2 separate regions of the Homo sapiens genome follow, and region 2 is linked to region 1. The links are chromatin contacts, found by Hi-C or POLR2A ChIA-PET in ENCODE. All regions are on one chromosome and are shown on one strand. Each heading gives the region's core, a stretch centred on a gene start or an enhancer-like site at or near the end of the contact. The rest is flanking DNA. Distances are from core to core; before and after follow the strand shown. Region 1 has its middle 22 kb from the start of TLR10. Region 2 has its middle 16 kb from the start of WDR19.

Region 1 (5,950 bases), core at 1,532-4,031:
TGAATTAAATCTAATAACAGCCAATAACATCTATATATATTCAGGGAAGGCTAGTATAGAGATATAAATTATGTTATCTACCAAGCCTCAGACCACGATTGTGGCATAGATAGACTTAGGGCCTCTTGCAACAGCTCCAAAGCTCTCCCTCCAAGTCTTCTCTAAGGCCAGCATTCTTCTTGTCCTATGGGCAACACATAGTCTAGACAGAGGGTAAGGGACATCAACAGAGTAACAACAAGCAGGTTGGTTGGTATTCGATTTTGCTTTGGAGACGAAGATGGCTTTACCTTACAATAAGCAGTCAGGTAGAGCTGGGGGTCATTTTGAGGGGGAAAATAACCCAAACAGAACTGTGTTTTAGGAGAATTAACCTTCCTAGGGTGTATAGGTTGAAGAATGAAAAGGAGATACTGCCCATGGTCTCTTTTTCTCTCTAGTGTAGCTTTTTCAAGCTAGAAGAATAACTATAACAACTTTCTGAAGTCAGTTTCCTCATCTGCAACTTCCCCCACAATCTCCCATCCAAGACCAAGGTAGCCTGATCCCACTAATCATCAGAGACCAGATGAAATCAGGTGTGTTCAGGATTGTACGGTGTGCCATCTATAAAGCACGTGGGGTGTGTTTCTACACTGGGGGTTCCCAGCCTGTGGGCTAAGAATACCGTGGAGAGCTTTGGAGCTGTTGCAAGAGGCCCTAAGTCTATCTATGCCACAACCGTGGTCTGAGGCTTGGTAGATAACATAATTTATATCTCTATACTACTCTTCCCTGAATATATATAGATGTTATTGGCTGTTATTGGATTTAATTCAATGCAAATTCATTTTCAAGAATTACTAGATTCATAGCAATAGTTTCTTCTTAGTGTAGATTTTCCTAACCAACAAATAGTACAAACAAAATGACTGCCACACAGGAGTCTGTAAAATAGAGATCACTATTTTGATCTCACTAAATTGTTCTAAGGTTCAAATGACTAAGTACATGGAGGTGCTTAGAACAGTGCTTGGGACACAGTAAATATGCAGCAAATGCCAACCATTATCATAAAGCAATTCTCATTCCTGAAAGGTGGGGCTCACTCATCTAGATGATCTCTAAAGCCATGCTTTGTGCCTCTGAGCTTTAATGGCTTTCTACATTTTATGAAAAATCTTGTGATGGGGGCAGACATTCTTTGAGATCTGTTGCTGTTGCTGACGCAGAAAGTGCCTTAGCCTATGAGCCATTCTTCTAAGCTTGGATAGAAGGCGTCCTTGGAAGAGGGCCCATATCTCTTCAATTGACAGTGTGGCCCAGAGAGGCCGCAGTCGGAGACCTCTGGGCACTAACACAAGGGCGGTCTGTTTCCTCCAGGGAGGAATGAACTGACTTCTGTTGTGTCCCACGCAGCTCGTCCACTGCAAAGCTCAGCGAAAAATACTAAAGTGACCTCAAGGTGGCACTGCAACCCAAAATTTCACACAAGGGCACACAACCTCAGTTCATTTTGGGGGGTTTTTGTGTTTTTTTGTTAATTTTTGTTTTTTGATCATATCAATTATTTTTATTATCTTTAGAAATAGAAACACAAAACTTAAGAATTTTGTAGAGAATTTGAGTGACTTTAAGAGTGTGTCCTCAGAGTCCAGTTTAAAAAAACAATTCTTCCGACTTTAAAGTCCTGGAGTTGCAGGAAGTATCCTGTCTTCAGGTGAGGGTCTCAGAGGTGATTTATTCCTGAAGTTGGGTATTTGCAAGCTTTTCAAAGCTTTCAGAGCTATCATCATCAGAGGGCCACAAGATGGAGAAGGCACTCCTTGAAATATCCTTTATTTTAGGAAAATAATTTTTCAAAAATTTCAATAGGTTTTGGTGGAACAGATTGTGTTTGGTTACACGCATAAGTTCTTTAGCGGTCGTTTCTGAAATTTTGGTGCCCTCATAACCCAACCAGTGTACGCTGTACCCAATTTGTAGTCTATTATCCCTCACCCCCCCGCTCCCACCCTTTCCCCCGAGGTCCCAAAGTCCATTGTATCATTCTTATGCCTTTGTGGCCTCATAGCTTAGCTCCCATTTATAAGTGAGAACATGCGATGTTTGATTGTCCATTCCTGAGTCACTTCACCTAGAATAATGGTCTCCAATTCCATTCAGGTTGCTGCAAATGCCATTATTTTATTCCTTTTTAAGGCCTTCAGTTTATTTTTTTTAATGATATATGATAGTTTACATATTTATGGAGTACATGTGCTATTTTGTTATATGCATCAAATGTGTAATGATCAAGTCAGGGTATTTGGAGTCTCCATTACCCTGAGTATCATTTCTACGTGCTGGGAACATTTCATGTTCTCTCTTCTAGCTACTTTGAAATATACAATACATTGTTGTTAACTAGAGTCACCCTACTCTGCTATTGAACACCTCCCCCCGTGCAAAAAAAAAAAAAGGATTGTATTGCTCAGTTCATTTTTAAAGCCTTCTTTCTCAAACTTTACTGTGCATAAAATCCAGCCAGGATCTTGCTAAAATGCAGCTTCTGAATCAGTAGGCCTGGGATGGAGCCTGAAATTCTGCATGTCTGACGTCTCTCAGGTGATGCGAACGCTGCAGCCTGGTTTTAGCTGGAATATAGCTTTCAGCAATTCTCTGCTGTTGTTTCTAATTAGGGACAGGAGTGAGAATTAAGAAGACCAGAAAAATGGCCCCTTTCTGTGCCTTTAGGAGGTGATGAAGAGCAAGAAAAAAGAAAAATCAGAAACAACCAAAGAAAACCAAGGCAGCTTTCTCTTTCCATTCCAATCCCATGAGATTTGCGGTTCTGCCCTCGGAGACGACTGATTCAAGGTAGCAGGTGCCCCGGTCAAGATGAGTTGTGGAGAAGACCAGACCTTCCCAGTAGGTTCTTTCCCTGACACAAGGGCTCCTTCCAGATTTTGTTACAGAATTTACAACACATGAAGTGACCCGATGCTTCAGCAAGTGCTTCATGGCTTCCCCCAAAACCAAAGTCAGGGTTCCTGAGAGAGTGCCTAGAAAGTCGGGGTGGAGGTCGGGTGCGGTGACTCACGCCTGTAATCCCAGCACTTTGGGAGGCCGAGGCGGGCGGATTACGAGGTCAGAAGATCAAGACCATCCTGACCAACATGGTGAAACCTGTCTCTACTAAAAATAAAAAATTAGGTGGGTGTGGTGGTGCATGCCTGTAGTCCCAGCTACTTGGGAAGCTGAGGCAGGAGAATCGCTTGAACACGGGAGGCGGAGGTTGCAGTGAGCCGAGATCGTGCCACTGCACTCCAGCCTGGCGACAGAGTGAGACTCCATCTCAAAAAAAAAAAAAAAGTCTGGGTGGAAAGAACCAAGCTTAGAATTGAAGAAGTGTGGAGTCACAGGAAGAGGCGCTCTGCCGGCAGCGTTACTCTTGCATACACAATGAGATTTATTTTAATCCCATGAACTTCTGCTTTCCACAGTGAGAAGGCCCCGTGGGAAGCAACCAATGAAGTGAAACTGCTTCTACCCCAGTGCTGGGCGTCTGTAGGTATGGACAGGCCCTTGCTTTAAGGTAGATGCCCGCCGCAAAACGGGAAGTTGCATTATGGCTGCCTCCCGCTGGGGTTCTTTTTCTCTTGGTATTTTAATTTTTGTTTTTTGGATTTGGTTTGGTTTTTCCTCTTTAAGGATCTTCATATCATTTTTGTCGTTTTTGTTCTTCAGTCTGAAGCTGAGTTTTGAGACAATAAAAAATTCAAAGCCAAATTCGATCTTTTCAGTTTTTAATCTATTGTAATGATTCAGATTAAAGTTTCTCCAGCCACCTGCTTTTAAGGGTGAAGGAGGATGTTGGCTCTATGTTTTCTCCGAGGCTCTGACAATGGAGTTCATTTCCCACCTCTCCCAGGCGGCCTTAGGAGACAAACTTTCCCATTTAATTTGTAGAAAACATGGATCAGGGTGTCCCAGCTGTACCCAAGCCGGGAGTAACAGTTTGGCTTTTATTTGGGTAAATTTTACTCGTCTCCGTCTGTGTGCATGAATTGATATGCATAGGTGGGTGGAAGGAGGATTATTTGGGGGTTGGAAAGGAGAGGTGGGACAGAATAGGGACAGTGGAAAGGACGAGGTGCTGTGTCACCCTTCTTGCCCCCTTGGGCTGGTTTGGAACCCCCGCAGAGGGAGGAGTGAGAGCTGAAGAAATGGATTTCGTGAGCAACTCGGTGAGATGGTGGATCCCAGCATTGCAGCACTGGCATGCTGAGAGGTTGACACACAATTTTGAGGAGAGAAGTACCGAATCTACTGCTAGCTCCGTGGAACTCGGCATGGCTCCTCGTCACAAGGATAGTTGCATTTGGGATTACTGGGAGAAAGCACCCTTAGCATGGTCGTTAGCACCATTGAGAAAGCACCTTCATTCAGCAATGTCAGTAGTGAGAGACTCTTGCAAGGACCTGCAAAGGGCCCAGGGGTAGCTGCCGCGAGCTAGAGGGGAGTAGACTACGGCAGCATGGGGAGAGGAGCTGACAGGAAGCTGTCCGGCACCTGCGAGAATCTCAGGTTCGAATGGAAATATTCGTGTGCACGTTTGCAGGAGGGTGAGAGGCCCCGCTTCAGCAGGTGGGAGCCAGAATAAGAACTGGGGTCACTGATGCTGTTGTGCCTTCTTTGTAGCCTCAGGCTGGTAAGGATTGGTAGCATTTGGATTACACACGTCATGATAAGAATTGCTCTTCCACAACGAGATACCTCCATCCAAGAATAGGGTCTAGCAGGAACAAGTATGTCCATGTTACTACACATAGGAAAGAAACTAATTCTTCCAGTCACCAAGCTCTGGCTCTACCAGTGTAGCAGACCATCTGTGAAAGCAGACTCTGGGCTGGGCACGGTGGCTCAAGCCTGTAATCCCAGTACTTTGGGAGGCCGAGGCAGTTGGATCACCTGAGGTCAGGAGTTCAAGACCAGCCTGGCCAACATGGTGAAAACCCGTCTCTACTAAAAATACAAAAATTAGCCAGGTGTGGTGGTGCACACCTGTAATCCCAGCTACTCGGGAGGCTGAGGCAGGAAATCACTTGAACCCAGGAGGCAGAGGTTGCAGTGAGCAAGACAGCACCACTGCACTCCAGCCTGGGCGACAGAGCGAGACTACGTCTCAAAAAAAGAAAAAAAAAAAACACAGGCTCTGTCATCACAATCTTGCATTTCTGTCACTTACTAGCCATGAAACCTTGACTTCTGGTTGGGGACTTTATCTGTTAATAGGAATAATGATAACATTTAACCCTTGGATCTATGTGATTTAACAAGTATAACATCACGACAGACTTAGAACAGTGGCTGGCACATTTGAAATCTCAAAAAGGGCTGAGCATGGTGGCTCATGTCTGTATTCCCAATGCTTTGGGAAGCTGAGGTGAGAGGATCAATTGAGCCCAGGAGTTCAAGATCAGCCTGGGGAATATAATGAGATCCTGTCTCTACAAAAAAATTAAGATGTGAGCAGAGCATGGTGGCACGTGCCTGTTGTCCCAGCTACGCGGGAGGCTGAAGTGGGAGGAATGCTTTAGCCCAGGAGGTGGAGGCTGAAGTGAGCCATGGTCATGCCACTGCAACCCAACCTGGGCAACAGAGTGAGACCTTGTCTCTAAATAAATAAATAAATAATAAATCCTCAAGAAAGGTTAGTGCCTTGTACTGTTAAGTATACAAGGCCAGGATGTTAATGACAGCATCATGGAAACATTTTTCCTGAAATAAAAGAGCCAGAAAGAGGTTGAGGGCTCAGGGGTAGTGAGTCCAGGAATCAAAGACATCGATCCTAATGGAATATCTGAGCTAACCTTGCACAGATTCTTTCAGCAGCTTTCTCTGGCCTGTTTTTTCCCAGGGCCAAAGGTACTGCTGCCAGGAAAGACACTTAAAGTCCTTAGGTCTAGAAGGTTCCTGGGCATGACCA
Region 2 (5,950 bases), core at 1,841-4,340, 410 kb after region 1:
TGAATAGTAAAAATGAAAAACTAAGATAGTAGAATTTTATAATATAATAAAAAAGATAACAATGGGTATAGTATATCAGTAAGTTCTAGCATTCCTAAAAGACTTCCAAAAAAAGTCCTTTGGTAGGACTAAGGATTGTTGAGTGGGCAATATTAATCATAAGGAAAATGATTAAGAAGAGGGAGAAATGTAAGGTTAGTTAATAAAAATAGAATAAAGTCAGTGAAAGTAGGGGAATTATGTAAGTTACTAAGACCTTATAGAAAACAAAAAAACAAAATCTAACCAAAAAAAAAAAAAAAAAGACAGAATAAAGAGGAGACTAATGTGGAATGTTTACATTCTTGCCTCTACCAGAATTCTAGGCCAAAAGTAGAGCATCAGTTTGACTTTCTGGAAAGATTTCTTCTGAGACTGAATTAATTGATATGGTTTGGCTGTGTCCTCACCCAAATCTCATCTTGAATTGTTACTCCCACAATTCCTACGTGTCGTGGGAGGGACCCAGTGCCAGTGAAAGGTAATTGAATCATGGGGGCGGGTCTTTCTGGTGCTGTTTTCATGATAGTGAATAAGTCTCACGCGATCTGATGGTTTTATAAAGAGGGGTTCCCCTGCACAAGCTCTCTCTCTGCCTGCCGCCATCCACTGAAGATGCGACTTGCTCCTCCTTGCCTTCTGCCATGATTGTGGGGCCTCCCCAGCCCTGTGGGACTGTAAGTCCATTAAACCTCTTCTTCTTCCCAGTCTCGGGTATGTCTATATCAGCAGCATGAAAACGGATTGATACACTAAATAAATATAAGGTGTCCTGGCCATAGGACCCCCTCCTGAGTATAATAAAAATATATGTGGTATTTTAACACAATTAGGAGGTAGCAAGCTCTCTACCCCGGGTGAAGGTCTGGAGAGGAGTTTGGGCTGAGTTTAGTATAAAAGAAGATCTGCATCTTATACCATATGTAAAAACTAATTCTATATTAAAGACTTAAGTGTAAAAAAATTAAAATCATTCAATAAAGTCTCCTATAAACAGATAAAAACTTCAAAGCCAAGACTAGAAACCAAGTAGCTATTTTTAAAATAGACATGTTTAACTACACAAGAATATGAAAAAGAGCTCTTACAAATTGACAATAAAAAAAGAAAAACAACTCCATAAAGTTAGATAGCAGAAGAACAAATTGAAATAGCCAACAAACATATGAAAAGTGTTCAAATTCATTAGCTCTCAGGGAAATGCAAGTTAAAGTAAGAATGAAACTTTATTCCTATCAGACTAGCAAAAATTAAGAGAACCTATGAAAATTGTTGATCGTTTCTGGTGAGAAAGTGAAGGAAAAGTACTTTCATAAGTTGCTAGTGGGAGCATTAAGCATTATAATCTTTTTGAAAATCACTCTGATAAATCTATTAAAATTAAAAATACATATACTCCTCAGCCCAACAATTCTACTCATGGGAATTTATTCCAAAGAAATAAAAGTATGATTATGTTAAAAATATCTATAAGGACCTCAATGTTCTAGTAGCAAAACCCTGAGCATAAAGTGGATGCCACAGGGGAAAGATGAAATGGGATTTGGAGGAATATCCAGAAGATATTATTGAATGAGAAAGGTAAGATACAGAAAAAAAAAAATGTGTATACATTACCATTTGTTCAACAGTGCCACAAAAACACCATTACATATATGGATACACACACACAAACACATATACATGTGTGTGCCACATTTATGGTTTATGACCATAGAGGAAAAGTATGGCAGAATTCATATTAAGTTGCTAACATGTATTGTCTTCTTGTGGGGAGGGGGAAAGGGTTTATGAGGAGGAAGAAGGGAAGGGAAGAAATGGTGAAAAAAAGGAAGGAAACAGCCACACTAAAAATTATTACACTCTTTTTAGTGGATCTTACTGCTACCCCTATTTTCCCTTCTGCTGACCAAGGTGGTCCACCACATTCCTAAGAAACACGAAACACATTACACTAAAAATGAGTGCTGCAAAAGCACTAAGCAACTGGAAAAAATTATACAGGTTAAAGAATAGGTAATTCTTATATGAAAAGAGCAAAATTATATCCATTCTTTCATTTTTTAGCTAGCTAATACAAGGAGTTTCTTTTATCAATAAGTATCTTGATGGCCAATTCCTAGCTAATAAATGCCATCAATTCATATTAAAATATAAACTGAGTGTTTATTCTGTGCAAGGCACTACTCAAGGCACTGTAGAAAACACAAAACAACAAAGGTCCCCCACTTTCCTTTCTGTTTTAACATGTGGAAGACTGGAAGACTTCCATCCTCACATCTTCTAGTCTGCTCAAAGCACTGTAGAAAATCCTAAATGCAAAAAGTAGCATCCTCTTCTTCACAAGAATGGGAAATGTCATTCAGTGTAGAGCTCCCATTAGTTACGACTAGTTCTAAAAGTATTCAGCATTTTTCATATTGTAGCACTGCCTGTATTCTTCCAGTCAGGCTAAACTGTCCTCAGCTCCTTAGGTGTCTCTCCGTGAAAAGATTTTCCTGTGTGCTCCTTGAAGGAAGCTACCACATGAAACTTAACCACCCAGCTTCCACTGGCTAAGGGTCTTTTCTCATTCAAAAATCTCCTATACTCTATCCGAGCTTCAGTGAATTCAGTCTCACTTCCTCATGCTATTCAGTTCTATTACAAGCCTTCCATCAAACATTTAAGAAGAGGAAAAAATAAAGACAAAAACCAACCCCCTAACCCCCAAATCAAACCAAGTGAAACACATTTTACTTCTTTTTATTTCCCTCTGGGGAAAAACATTATTCACCCTCGTGGCTTTAACTGCCAATGACTATATGCCAATGACAACATGTCTAGCTGTGACCCCTCGTAAGGCCCACTTCCAAGTTAGACATTAGACATCTCCAACTTGATATCCCATGAGTCCCTCATGATTTAATATACTCCAAACCAAACTGATACTCCCCAAATCTCATCTATCTGTATATCTTAGCTACTTATTCGGCTGCAGAAGCCAGAACCCTGAGTCCTGCTTGATTTATAATTTTGTTTTGTTTTATTGCTTATTATCTGTACAACGATGTAGCTTCTCGAAGACTGATTGAGTCTTTGATCTCTGTAACTGGCATGATGCAGTATCTGGCAGATAAAAGTTGAACAGGTCAGGCATGGTGGCTCACACCTGCAATCTCAGCACAAGGGCAACAAAGCGAGAACTCCACCTCCATAAATAAATACCTAAGTCAGCCAGATGCAGTGGCATGTGCCTGTAGTCCTAGTTACTCAGGAGGCGAAGGCAGGAGGATTGCTCGAACCCAGGAGTTTGAGAGCAGCCTGGACAACATAGCGAGGCCTTGTCTCCGCTAAAAATCAAATAAATTAGCCAGGCATGGTGGTGCATACTTGTTGTCCCAGCTACTCAGGAGGCTGAAGCTGGAGGACTGCTCGAGCCCAGGAGATCAGGGCTGCAGGGAGCTATGATTGTACCAGTGCACACCAGCCTGGGCAACAGAGCAGAGGCCCTGTCTCAAAAACAAAAAAAAGTGCACTATGAAAAATGTGTATATGGATTTTAAGATTATTTTGCACCAAAATAAACTTGTACCAGCTTGTTACAACATGTCTGAACAAGATCTAGTTTGAGGTAGTAAAAAGAATAAGACATCAGTTTTAAAAAGATCCCTATCAGAGCAACATGCTACTGAAATTGAAACGAAACAAACATCGACTTTATGGTGGGGCATGGGTGGGAGAATGGTGAAATCACTGATGCTTTACGGGAAGTTTATGGGGACAATGCCCCAAGGAAATCAGCAGTTTACAAATGGATCAGTCCTTTTAGAAAGGAACAAGACAAGCTGAAGATGAAACTCACGGCGGCAGACCACCCACATCAATTTTTTAGAAAAAAATGATAAAAATGTTTGCAGTGGTTCACACCTATAATCCCAGCACTTTGGGAGTCCAAAGTGGGTAGATCACAAGGTCAGGAGATCGAGATCAGCATGGACAACATGGTGAAACCCCATCTCTACTAAAAATACAAAAATTATCCAGGCATGGTGGCGTATGCTTATAGTTCCAGCTACTCAGGAGGCTGAGGCATGAGAATTGCCTGAACCCAGGAAGCAGAGCTTGCAGTGAGCCAAGATTGTGCTGCTGCTGCTGCACTTCAGTTTGGGCAACAGAGTGAGACTCTGTCTCAAAAAAAAAAAAAAAAAGGATGTGGCTGAAGATCCTGAAGTATTGCTTTGAAGAATTGTAATGGGAAATGAAATACGGCTTTACCAGTACAATCCAAAAGGCAAAGCACAATCAAAGCAATGGCTACTAAGAGATGGAAGTAGTCCAGTCAAAGCAAAAGCAGACCAGTTAAGCGCAAAGGTCATGGCAAAAATTTTCAGGGATGCCCAAGGCATTTTGCTTGTTGACTGTCTGAAGGGCCAAAGAACAATTAGATCTGCTTATTATGAGTGTTTTAAGAAAGTTAGCCAAGGCTTTAGTTTAAAAAAAAATGCCTGGAAAAGCTTCAGCAGAGTCCTCTACCATGACAATGTTCATGCTCATTCCTCTCATCAAACGGAAAATTTTGCAAAAGTTTCAATGGGAAATCACTAGGTTTTTGCCTTACAGTCCTGATTTTGCCCCTTCTGACTTCCTTTTGTTTTCAAATCCTAAAAAATCTTGAAAAGGCACCTATTTTTCTTCAGTTAATTATGTAAAAAAGACTGCATTGACTTGGTTAAATTTCCAGGATTCTCAGTTCTTTAGGGGTGGACTAAGTGGCTATCATTGCTTACAAAACTGTCTTGAGCATGATGGAGTTATTTTGAGAAATATGTTTACATTTTTAATTTTTATCTTTTAATTTCATCTTTCAAAAACTGTTTGAAGTCCCCTTGTATAGTACACTGGATTCTTGACATTAGTGATCTCAGAGACTTTTTTTTTTTTTCTGAGACAGAGTCTTGCTCTGTCACCCAGGTTGGAGCGCAGTGGCGTGATCTCACCTCACTGCATCCTCCACCTCCCAGATTCAAGCAATTCTCCTGCCTCAGCCTCCCAAGTAGCTGGGATTACAGGTGCATGCCACCACGCCCAACTAATTTTTGTATTTTTAGTAGAGACAGGGTTTCACCATGTTGAACCACTCATATTCATGAGTATGTCAACCTTTGTACAGGCTTCTGGCTTTCTACTGTCAGTTTGGCTCTGTAACATATTTTTTTCCTCTTGAGAATTATTTACCACAAAGAAACAAATTTAATCACTTATTAATACAAATGATAACATGTAGAATAAAACAAATTCCAAAAAGTTGCAAATGCCAGATAGAAAACTAAGCTCACTCACAAGATAAGTGATCTGATGGCACTACACATCAGCCTCAAAGCTTGTAATTCAAATGCTCCATGACTTTCAGAGCCATTTGCAAGCAGCTGAAACTGCAAATGCTAGATCTGTAATTGTTAATGGAGTCTGTTTTTACATGTTAAAAGAAAACAAATGTACTATGCACAATAATGTCATTGATTTTTAAAAATTCTTTGTTGAAAGAAAACCAATATTTTATACTGTTTATGTTTAAATATAATACTTCTCAGGTCTTTCTACATAGTAATTTTATGATTTGTTTTTAATGAAGCTTTCAAAGAAAAACTTTGGTCTCAAACTTTAAAATGGGTGAATTGCATAGTTTTGAATCTTCGCAGCTTGAGAAAAATTACTGGTAATTATGTTTAAAATTTGAACTGGTTGCATTGTGCTTTGCTTCTGATTTCTGTTGGCACTTGTGATAGTTTTTAAATGACCATAAAATCTTTGTGATTATTTGCACTGAGCAGTGGAATATTTTTCCCCTCCTCTTATCTCTGGGTTGAATCTGTGAATCGGTTAACCAAAAGAATGTGGCAGAAGTGGGCATCATGCCAGTTGACAGCTT

The links. A loop is a pair of places that touch in the nucleus more often than their neighbours do. ChIA-PET counts read pairs that join two places held with the same protein, here RNA polymerase II (POLR2A). Pooled maps may share reads with other maps.
Region 2: a map of OCI-LY7 shows a loop between it and region 1 (4-fold over the local background). The contact joins two enhancer-like sites. A Hi-C loop is called at or near these places in 2 of 168 maps with a recorded cell type or tissue (OCI-LY7 and Panc1) and 1 of 50 pooled maps. POLR2A ChIA-PET finds 5 or more read pairs at or near these places in 3 of 52 experiments (CD4-positive, alpha-beta memory T cell, OCI-LY7 and activated T-cell).

What each region holds. Positions count from the first base shown.
Region 1 is chr4:38,758,295-38,764,244 of GRCh38, forward strand. It overlaps the pseudogene RNA5SP158. Among named protein-coding and RNA genes, the nearest start is that of TLR10, 22 kb to the right of the region's middle. RefSeq lists enhancers at 2,684-2,833, 2,854-3,023, 3,074-3,123, 3,224-3,533. Within about 2 kb of position 2,782, at least 9 of the 41 ENCODE cell types and tissues checked have a DNase peak (open chromatin) inside an H3K27ac peak, as active enhancers do; they include OCI-LY7, where a contact is called at or near this core.
Region 2 is chr4:39,163,646-39,169,595 of GRCh38, forward strand. No RefSeq gene overlaps it. Among named protein-coding and RNA genes, the nearest start is that of WDR19, 16 kb to the right of the region's middle. RefSeq lists an enhancer at 3,065-4,264. Within about 2 kb of position 3,091, at least 2 of the 41 ENCODE cell types and tissues checked have a DNase peak (open chromatin) inside an H3K27ac peak, as active enhancers do; they include OCI-LY7, where a contact is called at or near this core.